Regions from separate parts of the Homo sapiens genome. Here region 1 is linked to region 2. A link is a contact called in ENCODE Hi-C or POLR2A ChIA-PET data. All regions are on one chromosome and are shown on one strand. Each heading gives the region's core, a stretch centred on a gene start or an enhancer-like site at or near the end of the contact. The rest is flanking DNA. Distances are from core to core; before and after follow the strand shown.

What was found. A loop is a pair of places that touch in the nucleus more often than their neighbours do. ChIA-PET counts read pairs that join two places held with the same protein, here RNA polymerase II (POLR2A). Pooled maps may share reads with other maps.
Region 1: a loop to region 2 is called in a map of PC-3, with 15 times the contacts of the local background. The contact joins two enhancer-like sites. A Hi-C loop is called at or near these places in 1 of 168 maps with a recorded cell type or tissue (PC-3) and 2 of 50 pooled maps. POLR2A ChIA-PET finds 5 or more read pairs at or near these places in 2 of 52 experiments (B cell and T-cell).

Annotation. Positions count from the first base shown.
Region 1 is chr6:136,580,919-136,587,543 of GRCh38, forward strand. It overlaps MAP3K5 (mitogen-activated protein kinase kinase kinase 5), which reads right to left. Exons shown (of 30, transcript NM_005923.4): 24 at 2,637-2,822. Among named protein-coding and RNA genes, the nearest start is that of MAP7-AS1, 32 kb to the left of the region's middle. Within about 2 kb of position 2,318, at least 2 of the 41 ENCODE cell types and tissues checked have a DNase peak (open chromatin) inside an H3K27ac peak, as active enhancers do.
Region 2 is chr6:136,665,955-136,672,006 of GRCh38, forward strand. It overlaps MAP3K5 (mitogen-activated protein kinase kinase kinase 5), which reads right to left. Exons shown (of 30, transcript NM_005923.4): 8 at 3,329-3,441. Among named protein-coding and RNA genes, the nearest start is that of MAP3K5-AS1, 40 kb to the left of the region's middle. Within about 2 kb of position 3,562, at least 3 of the 41 ENCODE cell types and tissues checked have a DNase peak (open chromatin) inside an H3K27ac peak, as active enhancers do.

The DNA.
Region 1 (6,625 bases), core at 1,068-3,567, 86 kb before region 2:
ATCCTCCCGCCTCAGCCTCCCAAAGTGCTGGCATTGCAGACATGAGCCACCGTGCCTGGCCATCTTAGCCATTTTTAAGTGTATGGTTCAGTGGCATTAAGTACATTCACATTATTGTACTACCATCACCGCCATCCATCCACAGAACTCTTTATCTTGCAAAACTAAAACTCTATACTCATTAAACAGTAAGTTCCCATTTCTCCCTCCCCACAGTCCCTGAAAACAAGCATTTTAATTTCTGTCTCTCATAAATTTTACTACTGTAGGTACCTTCACATAAGTGGAATTACAGTATTTGGCCTTATGTGAATGGTTTGTTTCACTTGGCATAACATCTCTAAGCTTCATTCATGTTGTAGCATGTGTCAGGATTTCTTTCCTTTTTAAGCTTGAATTATATTCCATTGTATGTATTTATCATGTGCATTACCTTTGTAAAAACAAGCTTTTAGCATAAGACTATGACAAGCTCACTTAGATTTTGGGTTAACTCTACTACCTGCTGGCTTACACAGACCTCTAAAAAAAGAGGCTATTTCCCCAACAGGGCTCTGGTTAGATACCTCTGAGTATCTATAGTATGATTATGGAAGTATAATTTTATTTAAATTCCAAAAATTTAATCACCATCCCTACTGCAGCTGGGGAGATGGTGACCCAGCCACAAACCCATGTCAAGAGCTGGAGCTCCAGTTGCTCATGCCTGTCCTTGGTCCATCTTCATCAAACTCCCCTAGTTTGGAAGAGAGTCAGTTTGAGGACTTCATCGTACTAGTTGCACAGGAAATGAACCCTTGCTAGGTTCCCACTTGTTCTAGAAAATCCATCCAGGCTGAGTTTGTCCTGGTACCTTCATTTCTTTAAAAAATTTACATACTGGCTGGACATGGTGGCTCACGCCCTGTAATCCCAGCACTTTGGGAGTCCGATGCGGGCGGATCACCTGAGGCCAGGAGTTCAAGACCAGCCTAGCCAACATGGCAAAACCCAATCTCTACTAAAAATACAAAAATTAGCTGGGCATGGTGGCAGGCACCTGTAGTTCCAGCTACTCGGGAGGCTGAGGCACAAGAATTGCTTGAACCCGGGAGGCAGAGGTTGCAGTGACCTGAGATCATGCCACTGCACTCCAGCCTAGCCAACAGAGGGAGACTCCATCTCAAAAAAAAAAAAATTTACATTCTTATTAGGTGGAAGAGGGATCTGTTATAACCATAACCTGCTCCTCTCAGCTCTTTATTACATAGCAAATTACATCATAGGGCCCATACTTTGGGTTCATTCTCATCCTGGACAGTGAATGAGCAAGAGCAGGCGTGTATGTGTACACGTGTGTGTATACGTGTGTGTGTGTGTGTGTGTGTGTGTGTGTGTGTGTGTGTGTGTGTCTGACCTGGCCCAAGGCCCAGGAGTACAACCCAATAGCTCTCAGTCTGAATTCTACAGCAAACTTGCTTTCCAACCTCTAGGCTAGAGGCCAAATGTGTGGGCAAGTGCAAATTAGCTAAATTATTTCACTCTACTTGCAGGCAGTTGGGTTTCCCTAGTTGCAGCATAAGCATGCTTTTAGCATTTAATATTAGTGATAGGCTTTGCCAGTTGCTTTAATTTCTTATGCCCTCAATCAACTCAGGACTCTTGTCCCTGCCCACAATATAGCATAAAGACCAAGTGGCTTACACAGTGTCTCAGAGAATGCTAGTAGTTATTGAAGGATTCTAATTTGGCTTTAAATTGGGGATCATTTGATGTTGCAAATAAAATTGTCAACACACTTTCTACAAAGAAGCAATACACACATTAGGGCTGAATTAATTTTGGAATTTAAATAAAATTATACTTCCATATTTATACCACAAGCACCATCAAGAACCCTCTTATTTCAGTCTCCCACATCTTGTTAAGGGTCTCCTGGAGGTGGCTTGAGGCTTTTTTGGCACTGAGTTCCACAGATAAGTCTCACCCAAGAATAACACAGAGGGTTCTGAATGCAGTACAGAAGACTGGCTTTAGTTTGTGTTGCATAGCAACTCAATTTTGGAGAGAAGACTTCTCAGCAATCTCTCATTAGATCATGTGCTTTAATTTTTAATCAGTGATGCTCTGTACTCTGAAAGTATACTTCTGGCTAGAACAGAGTAGGTATTTATGAAACAAACATGTTAAAAATGTTCTATATGAAAACTAGAGAAAAACTGGAAAAAAATTAACTGGTTTTATTCAGCAGTGACCATTTCAATCTGTACTATTAAATTTTTCTCAATGGCCACTAGATGGCATTTCTCATATAGCATTAGAAAATGTATGACTAAAGTGTGTTACGTTGCTAAAGTTGTCAAAATAAACAATGACCCAACATAATTTCATAAGAACGAAGTTCAGCCATGGGAAATATTTTGTTATTTTCCATGGTGATTTGGTTTTATGTGTTTTTTAATTTGGGGAATGCAAACACACAAAACAACAAATCAGATACTTAGAAGCACACTGAGAGGCGAATATCTCACATTTTTCATCCAAAAAGAATAGAGTTCACTGGAATTTTAAAAGAAAAATAACAGAACTTATGTTTTATCTTATTTTTCTAACTAATTTTAGTGTGTGGGAAAACACTGGCAAAATATCATACTTACAGCATCTTGAAAACCAAAGAGTACCACCTGGACTTGGCTAATGCCATGGCTGTCGAAGTCCAGCTCCAGTTTCAGCTTTGACAGTGTGGTGGCTATGATTTTTCGGTCAGTGGATCTCACAAATTCTCTGAGGCTTGCAATGAGGGTTGTGATGTGTTCCCATTTTAGTTTCGGTTCTTCAGCCCCCTGTGAATAAAAATCAACAATCCTTACATCAACATATGCTGGATATACCTGCCATGGTAATCCTATCTCCATACCCCCTGCCCCCACATTTTTTTTTCTTTTGGTAGAGACAAGGTCTCACTATATTGCCCAGGCTGGTCTCGAACTCCTGGGCTCAAGCGAGCCTCCCATCACTACTTCCCAAAGTGCTGGGATTCCAGGCATGAGCCACCATACTTCCCACAGCCCTTTCTGAGAAGAACTGGACTTCCAAATGTCTCCAAAGGAAAGACCATATTTTGAACTATATGGCACCTCTTCAATCCTCCTACCAACACCAAGAAATAATCAGAGAGAAAAGGTACCTGCCCCACACGCTGGTCAGTAGCCATGATATAGTCAGATAACAAAGCTTTGCCCAAAAAGACTAAGGCCATAAGATTCTTTCAGAAATTTTAATTGGGAACTAAAAAGAGATTTGAGCAATAAGCCATAGGATCTCAACCTGAAAGTCTGCCCGGAAAGAGAAGCTATAAAATAGGGTCATGAATATGTCCAACCATAGCAGAAGCAATGGAATTGAGAAAGACAATAGGGAGTGTATTAGTTCGTTTTCACACTGCTGAAAACACATACCCGAGACTGGGCAATTTACAAAAGAAAGAGGTTTAATTGGACTTACAGTTCCACGTGGCTGGGGAAGCCTCACAATCACGGCAGAAGGCAAGGAGGAGCAAGTCACATCTTACTTGGATGGCAGCAGGCAAAAAGAGAGAGCTTGTGCAGGCAAACTCCCATTTTTTGAAAGCATCAAATCTTGTGAGACTCATTCATTATCACAAGAACAGCACAGGAAAGACCTGCCCCCATAATTCAATCACCTCCCACCAGGTTCCTCCCACGACACATGGGAATTGTGGGAGTTACAATTCAAGATGAGATTTGAGTGGGGACACAGCCAAACCATATCAGGGAGGGAGAGGAGAAGTGGACAAGAACAGAAATGCACACCAAGCAGGTCAACAGCAACCAAGCCAGAGAAAAGATGTGCAAACTCCGGGGACTTGAAGTTCCTCAGGCTCATATTCTGTTTTCAGTGTCTGTGAGACTCGGCTAGGCACTATGATTGGAATTCCTTAAGAGTCTACTTCCCTTATTGCTATGCGTGTCTACCTATAACATGTCCTTGGTACTTCAGTTGTCCTAACGGTGTGTCAGTTCCTTGCAACCAAGAGGGGCTGATCTCAAACTTCATTTTTGAAACTACCCCTTACCCATCAATGAAGCAATTGCTTCTAAGAACGGACCGATGGACTATTTTATTACACTAAAATATATTACAATGTTCAAACAAATGCTCTTTCTCAAAATGATTTTTTCTTTTTGTTTTTTTTTTTTTGTTTTTTTTTAAGAGACAGGGCCTCTCTTTGTCACCCAGGCTGGAGTGCAGTGGCACAATCATAGCTCACTGCAGCCCCTAACTCCTGGGTTCTAGCTCTCTTCCCACCTCAGCCTCCTGAGTAGCTAGGGACTATAGGCATGTGCCACCACACCCAGATAATTTTTTTTAAAACTTTTTGTAGAGACTGGGTTTTGCTAAGTTGCCCAGGCTGGTCTCAAATTCCTGGGCTCAAGTGATCCTCCCACCTCCGCCTCCCAAAGTGCTGGGATTATAGATGTGAGCCACTTTCCCCAACCTCAGATGGAACTTTTCTCCTTTGAGCAAGGCATATTGCTTCCTTTCTTTTCTTTTCTTTATTTATTTATTTATTTATTTATTTATTTATTTATTTATTTTTTGACAAAGTCTTGCTTTGTCACCCAGGCTGGAGTGCAGTGGCTCCATTTCAGCTCACAACAACCTCTGCCTCCCAACTTCAAGTGATTCTCCTACCTCAGCTTCCCAAGTAGCTGGGATTACAGGCACCTGTCATGCCCAGCTAACTTTTGTATTTTTAGTAGAGCTGAGGTTTCGCCATGTTGGCCAGGCTGGTCTTGAACTCGTGACCTCAAGTGATCCACCTGCCTCAGCCTCCTGAGTGCTGTAATCCCAAAGTGCTGGGACTATAGGCATGAGCCACCATGCCCAGCCCACACTGCTTCTTTAAGGAAGCACAGTAGGATGTTATTTGTTCCCATTTAACTTTAAGAAAATATAAGAAACTTTAAGAAACTATTATATCATTTTTATTTTATATTGTACATTTTCTTACTGTACCATTAAAATTAAAATTCCTCCACTGGGCTGTGAAAATTATAATTTCTAGGAGTCTATTAAAATAAAAAAGAAATGCACCATCGAGTTCTTTCTCTTAATATATTTTCATTTGGAAGCTTGGTCTCATGTTTATGTTTTCATGAGATAAGATTATATTGAAAAGCTTGAAAGCTGTCATTAAACGAATACTTTAAAATCACAATGGGAACCATTATAAACTTTGTTGGTTTTTTCCTTACCACAAACTAAACTGCACCCAAGGTAAAGATTCACAGGCAAAATCATAACATCATGAAAACATGTTCAAGAAGAAAAATGTGAGTTATGCAGAAATTGGAAGCTTCTCTTAGTAAAAACTCAGTTGCAACATGTTTGCCAATAGCAAACTTCAAATGGCAAACTTTTTTTTCGACATTAACTTTGTTTTTACAACAGAAAAACATGTTGCTTCTGGTTTTTTGATGTGTGTGCTACTGTCCTGCAAAGGAACATGCTCTACTCTGGGAAATGTTTTCTGTTCAGACTATTTCATCTACTTACGTCATCATTTATTTCTGTTCTGACTCCAGTCTCTCCATGTTAACTCACTCATGTGCCTTCAAAAACAAGCATCTTGGCTAGTATCTGGTGAGCCTGACTCAGCATCAGCATAGATTTAACGGTATGCATTTCCTGCACTCCTAGTACCAGGTTGTGATGGTTAATACTGAGTGTCTACTTGATTGGATCGAAGGATACAAAGTATTGATCCTGGGTGTGTCTGTGAGGGTGTTGCCAAAGGAGATTAACATTTGAGTCTGTGGGCTGGGAAAGGCAGACCCACCCTTAATCTGGGTGGTCAAAATTTAATCAGCTGCCAGTGTGGCTAGAATATAAGCAGGCAGAAAAATGTGAAAAGAGAGAGTGACCTAGCTTCCCAGCCTACATCTTTCTCTTGTGCTAGATGCTTCCTGCCCTCAAATATTAGATTCCAAGTTCTTCAGTTTTGGAACTCAGACTGGCTCTCCATGCTCCTCAGCCTGCAGACAGCCTATTGTGGGACCTTGTGATTATGTGAGTTAATACTTAATAAACTCCCCTTTACATATATATGTATTCCATTAGTTCTGTCCCTCTAGAGAACCCTGACTAACACACAGGGTCTTCTGCAAAGATGCTCTCCAGTCTTTATCCTTTAAACTTCCTCAAAAACCAGGAAAGGATTTCAGAAGGATGTTACAGATTAAAAGGCTTTTCATGGTTTAAGGGTTTGAGGACCTGACCAATATCTAGATTTGGTTTTGTTATAAAGTGTAGGCTTAAATATAGATACAAATATGTATCTAGAAACAATACAATGGCAATAATTACTTCTGATTGATTGTAGAAAAAAATTAAAGATATTAGATAACTATTATTAGCCTGCTTGATAATGATAACAATAACAGTTAACAATTGTGGAATATTTTCTGTTATGATTTAAATCACTCACAATCTCAGTTACTCCTGATAGCAAGCTTATAAAGTAGACTCCTCTATCATAGATGAGGAGGTTCAGGCTCTGAGAAGTTAAATCGGTTGCCCAAATTGCACAGCCTTTAAGTGATGGAACCAGGCCTCAAACAGC
Region 2 (6,052 bases), core at 2,312-4,811:
CATCATTACTGTTGGAGACTCAAACCTCTAAGTCTGACTCTCACCCATAAAATGTCTCACAATTGGAAAATTCCACAGAAGATGGAAGCATCATCTTGTTATTTAGCTAAAGTTTGAATATTATTTTTAAGGCTTGCAAAGGTGAAAACAGGAAGAAGATGTAGGATATGGCTCTGTGTTTTTAAATCCTAGCTCTAAATAGCCTAAGCATCAGTGATTCTTCAAAAACTGGAAAAGTAAAACACAGATCCATGAAGCAATTAGTCATAACCGCAAACAAACACACAACTAGAATTAAGAGTCTTTGGGCAACACAGCATGACAGTTAAGAATCATTTCTTACATTTGAGATCTTAAGATAATACATTTAGGGAGCTTCAGATTGAGTGCTCATCTTAATTGTTTACCCTTTATAAATAAATCAAAATTTCAAAAAGCATCTTAAAGAAGGGACTTCATAAGTAAATGTCTGGTTATTATAAGAACTCGGTAATTCGGAATAATTTGTATGTTTGCAGAGGCCAACAGGAGGAATGGGAGGTATAAATTACTGGAAAAGCTGATTGGAGCATTTAAAGAAAGAATGAAACTAGGTGTATCTTTAAAATATGCCAAGTATATTGTCTCATTTTTATTATATACTATCAATTAACATCATTATTATATTAAACTATTAATTTATTTAACCAACTTGTCTTTCCTCGAAAATCCATTTAATCCTCTTACCATATAAAAATTAACTTTAGATCAATCTATGTTGATTAGCATAATTTACAATTGAATAGAATCTAAGTTAGTGAGTTTTAACTATGTTTTCATTATTGAAGGACAATACAATTTAGAATGCATATCACAGTATTTTAGAAGCCTAAAACAGTTCTCATGATAGCTAAAAATTCACTGATAAGCCATATTTTAAGTCTGTATATGTTATGCAATTTCTAAAATTTTAAACTAACTTTGTATGTTTTCAAATGTTTGTTTAACATGTATTACAAGTGAGTTCTTCCTGAAAAAAATTAACATGTTTCTTTTACATATTAATCACATTTCCTCAAACCTCAGAGTTCTGACCATCTTAATAAGTATTTACCTTCAAAATGAGATTTAGAATAAGTACATTTTCAAACCATTGTCATTGCTTTGCCTACATATGCAAATCACTGTCAATTCCTGCAACAATTTAGAGGCTTCAACAAAACCTCACCTTGAGTTAAGAACAGAACAATAAATATATGACTGTATCAAAATAGAACATATATACTGAAAAATATATATCTATTGCATATCAATAAAAACAATGAAAAAAGCAACAAAGGAGCAATAAAAATATTTTTAGAACACTGATATAGGGATTTTGGCTAGTATAGAGTTTTTAATTTAGTCTTAGACACAAAATTTTATTATAATCATAATTTCTGAACAGCACAAATTGCAATGTACCTTCTCCGATTTCACTGAACCAATCAAAAGAATTATTTCAGGCTGGGCAAGGTGGCTCACACCTGCAATCCTAGCACCTTGGGAGGCCCAGGTGGAAGGATCTCCTGAGCTCAGGAGGTTGAGATTGCAGTGAGCCGTGATCGTGCCAGTGCACTCCAGCTTGGGTGACAGAGTGAGAGCCAACCTTAAAAATAAATAAATAAATAAAATAGCAGAGGTTTTTGAAAAAAGCACTAAGAAAGCACAATCTAAACCAGCCTGGGCAACATGGCAAAACCTCATCTTTACAAAAAATACAAAAAAATTATCCGGGTGTGGTGGTATATGCCTGTAGTCTCAGCTACCCGGGAGGCTGAGGTGGGAGGATCACCTAAGTCTTGGGGGTCGAGGCTGCAGTGAGCTGTGATTGTGCCATTGTGCCCTGAGCAGCAGAGTGAGACCCTGTCTCAGAAGAAAAAAAAAATTATTTCAAACAGACCTTTATGCCTTTAATACCCCTGCTATCCCACAGTAATAAATACTTTATCATTCTTTTAGTCTGGGCATTTAAAAAAATAAACAAATAAATATTCTGACTTTATTTAGCTTCAGAGATTCTCCAGAACATTACATAAAGATACAAGCTCTTCCAAAATAATGTCTTTTTTTTAAAGTCTAGGATTCATTTCTCTTTAAGAAAAGTAACAAGAAATTCGCCAAAGTGGGCCCGGTGCGGTGGCTCACACCTGTAATACCAGTACTTTGGGAGGCTGTGGCAGAACTGCTTGAAGCCAGGAGTTCAAGACCAGCCTGGGCAACATAGTGTGGCCACGTCTTTATAAAAAAAAATTTTTTTAATTAGTCAGCTGTGGTGGTGCACGCCTACAGTCCCAGCTTCTTAGGAGGCCAAAGTGGGAGGATCACTTGAGCTTAAGAATTCAAGGCTGCAGTGAGCTATGATCGCACCACTGCACCCTTGCCTGAGTGACAGAGTGAAACCTGGTTTCCAAAAAAATTTTTCTTTTATTTTGAAGAAAAAGTTTCTTCTACAATTCATAGCTTCACTAAGATGAACGTGTTATTTTTTCCCTATGAAAAACAAGGCTGAATATTTCTATGTCTGTAGTAATTCCTAAAAGAGTTGGAAAGATTCTCTGAAAGGAGGTCGTTAGACACCCAACGGAGCAAAATATGATTCCCATAGACAGGATTCCAGTATCTAGAATCTTTAAAAAATGTGATCAAAGCCAAAACCAAGAAAATCACTTGAAATTTGTTCACTAAGATGCCCTAACTTCTTTAAATTCCCAGGGAAAGGCAGCAGATGAGATAATGTCTACAGATAAAAGGGACAAAAGCACATTCTGTCGATGGCTATGATTCAGAGATGGTCTGAGGAGCCTACTTCCTACCAAGACCACCATTTGCTTAACCTGTTGCTCCTGGGGCTTTGGGAGGCTCTTCCCCCAACACCGGTGAAATCATAGGGAAAGGTGTGCTTGAGAAACAGATAAAGGAAACAGCAGAGGTTTTTGAAAAAAAAGCACCACAAAAGCGCAATCTAAAATAGGAAATATTCCTGATGTCTCACAAAACAGTAACCTTATTTAGGAGTTGGGGGTTGAATGCAGAACCCATATCCTCAATATTAGTTTGAGCTGGAATATTAACCAGGGGGACTTTTAGAAACAGGTAAGATAAATTAAAAACTGAATTATGTCCTAATATCAGGATTCTGTACAACAGTATGAAACACCAAACAAGGAGATATAATAAGTTTCTTTTTTCTCTTTGGGAAGTATGAAAAGACAGAAAGCAAAAGATTTATCTATTCATGATTCTTTTTCTTTGCACCAAGTTGGGTCCAGTTTCTTGATTTCCATGTAAAATATCAAGTTGTAATTACCAACTTTCCGGAGCTCAAAGGAAGATTCAAACTGGTGTCCAGCTGCCAGGAGGAGGACCGCATAATTAATTCCTGACTGTAGTGTTGGCTCAGATTCAAATGCCTTTTTGAACCTATAAAAAACCACAAATGTACAAGTTAACTTTCTCAATCATGAAACCCTGGGTGTGTAATAGCTTCTGTTTGTATAACTCCAATGCCTGAGCAAGTAAAAATATTGCACTGGCCTTCACCCCAGAATCTGGTGTGCTATTAGGACTTAACGCTTCAGAAACTGCTTATCTTTGTCCACAGCTCTGTTGCTTTCCCCCGCTTAGCTCACCCTCAACCTACCTAGTAACCCTAGTCTTTAAAAAAATCCTCTCTTCAACCATCTACCAGAAATATGTGAATGTGAAAATTTAGTTACAAGGGCATTTGTTACAAGATGAAAAATTACTCTAAATATCCAATAATATTATACAGTATGATATGGAATAACATATATTCCAAATGTTAGAAAGCTATGTAGTCATTTATGTTGTAGAAGCATGTTAAAAGTCAGAAGAAAACTAGTGTTTCCAAGTAAAATGTAGTCGTCTACTTGGAAGCCATCATTCAGGGTGTGTGTGTGTGTGTGTGTGTGTGTGTGTGTGTGTACAATAAACATTTAAAAATGAGAACCCCGCACATATTTTTTAAAGTAGTTTTTACAAACTCTTAAAAATATACAGAGCACTGAGGATAGGTAACACACTGAAATGATCAATTCCATAAGAATGATATAAAAATGAAATAAACTGTCAATTATAGGATGAAATTAAGAAAAGCAGAGATGTAGAGTATGTCTCTACATACTAATTTTGGCTCAGAGAGTTATAAAAAGACTTTTCTGAATATGCATAAAACCGAGTATCAACCTTTGAAAATACTTCAATATTTAAAAGGACTTCAGTGTTTGAATATTTACTTTATTTTCAAGGTAATACTTCCTAGGATACTTTTAAGGGTTTCCTCACATGCATCATTAAACGGGCAACGATATTCAATATAATTTCACTTAGGTATATGTAAAACGAGAAAAATAAAATAAATGCCCTAGTGACTAAGAGGAACTGCCTGAGGCCAATGCATGAAAAATGAAACTTTTATTTTTAAAAAAATCATGCTGAAGAAAATATAAGAACTAAATATCTAACAAATGACCATTTGATGACACCAAAAAAAAAGGTTATGTGGGAAGAAATACATTATAATTCCAAGATAAAAGCATTCTCACCTAAGTCATAACTGTGTAAATAAAAGACAGGAATAGTAAACATAGTGATAGGCACAATAGTGTATATTGTAGGCACAATAAATGTATATTCTTGGCTTTTATATATACTCAAAATTTTCCATAATTTAAAATAAATTAAACATCAAATGAAAACAAAAAATATATTTTTCTGAATATTGAGGACCATGTCTCTTTTTTAAATGTCTTGCTCTTTAATTAGAACAAGCATCTCTGAATGGAAGCAAAAATAACTATGAATCTTAACTAGTTGGCTCTGATAGTTATGTACCTATGGAATATGAAAAAAGGTACCACTGCATCACCATAGGTGATTAAAAAGCATTTTTTAATGTTTCCAGAAGTATACATGTTTCCATTCTAAAATGAAAAAAGTATATACACCTAGACTACAGATATTCGAAACTATATCAAGGCAAGTCACAACTTACAGGTCTTAGACTAACATAAGTCTCAAAGTTCTTTGTCTTTGTTCAGAGGCAAGTATAATGTCCCAACAAAAAAGGATTTAGGAGAAGAAAGAAGTAGACACTTCCCTTTCTACCAATTCATATCAAGATACGTAATATTTTTCATTAAATACATTATGGCATTTTCCCTGAAACCAAAGAACATGAAATGTCTCTTAAAGATATGAAAAGGAAGATGCAAAAATGAAGACATATCGAAATGAATCAATAAATATTGGCTGAATATCTCCTATGTGCCAAAACCAACCTAAATGAATATTTGGGTTTATATCTGTTTTTCTGTTACCACAAACAATATATATTTTTGTATTTTAAATGAAAAGATAAACACCAATAAAATTAATAATTCACATTTTTCTTGAGCTCCCCTCAATCCATGAGACTAAATTGAGTACTGTATTGAGGAAAAAGTCTTAATGTTTTCTGGAGATTAAAAGAGCATGTAGGTATATTACGAAAGAAATAAAATCCTGGCATATATCATTAGTATACCACTGCAGGAAGTGGGAATTCTCCCATACTGTAAAAGCAAAGAAGTACAGTATTCTTGGCAGAAATTTGCCAATATCAAAACTATAGAATTTTTGTTTGTTTGTTTCTTTGAGATGGACTTTCACTCTTGTTGCCTAGGCTGGAGCGCAGTGACACGATCTCAGCTCACAGGAACCTCTGCCTCCAGGGGTCAAGCGATTCTCCTGCCTCAGCCTCCCGAGTAGCTCGGATTACAGGCATGCACCACCATGCCCGAATAATTTTTTTGTATTTTTTTTTTTTTTTAGTAGAGATGGGGTTTTGCCATGTGAGTCAGGCTGGTCTCGAACTCCAGACCTCAGGTGATCCGCCCACCTCGGCCTCCCAAAGTGCTGGGATTACAGGTGTAAGCCACTGCACTCGGCCAACTATAGAAATTTTTTAAAACTATGTATAACTCTTAACAATTATACATTTACAAATTTATACCAAGAAAAAACATTAAAC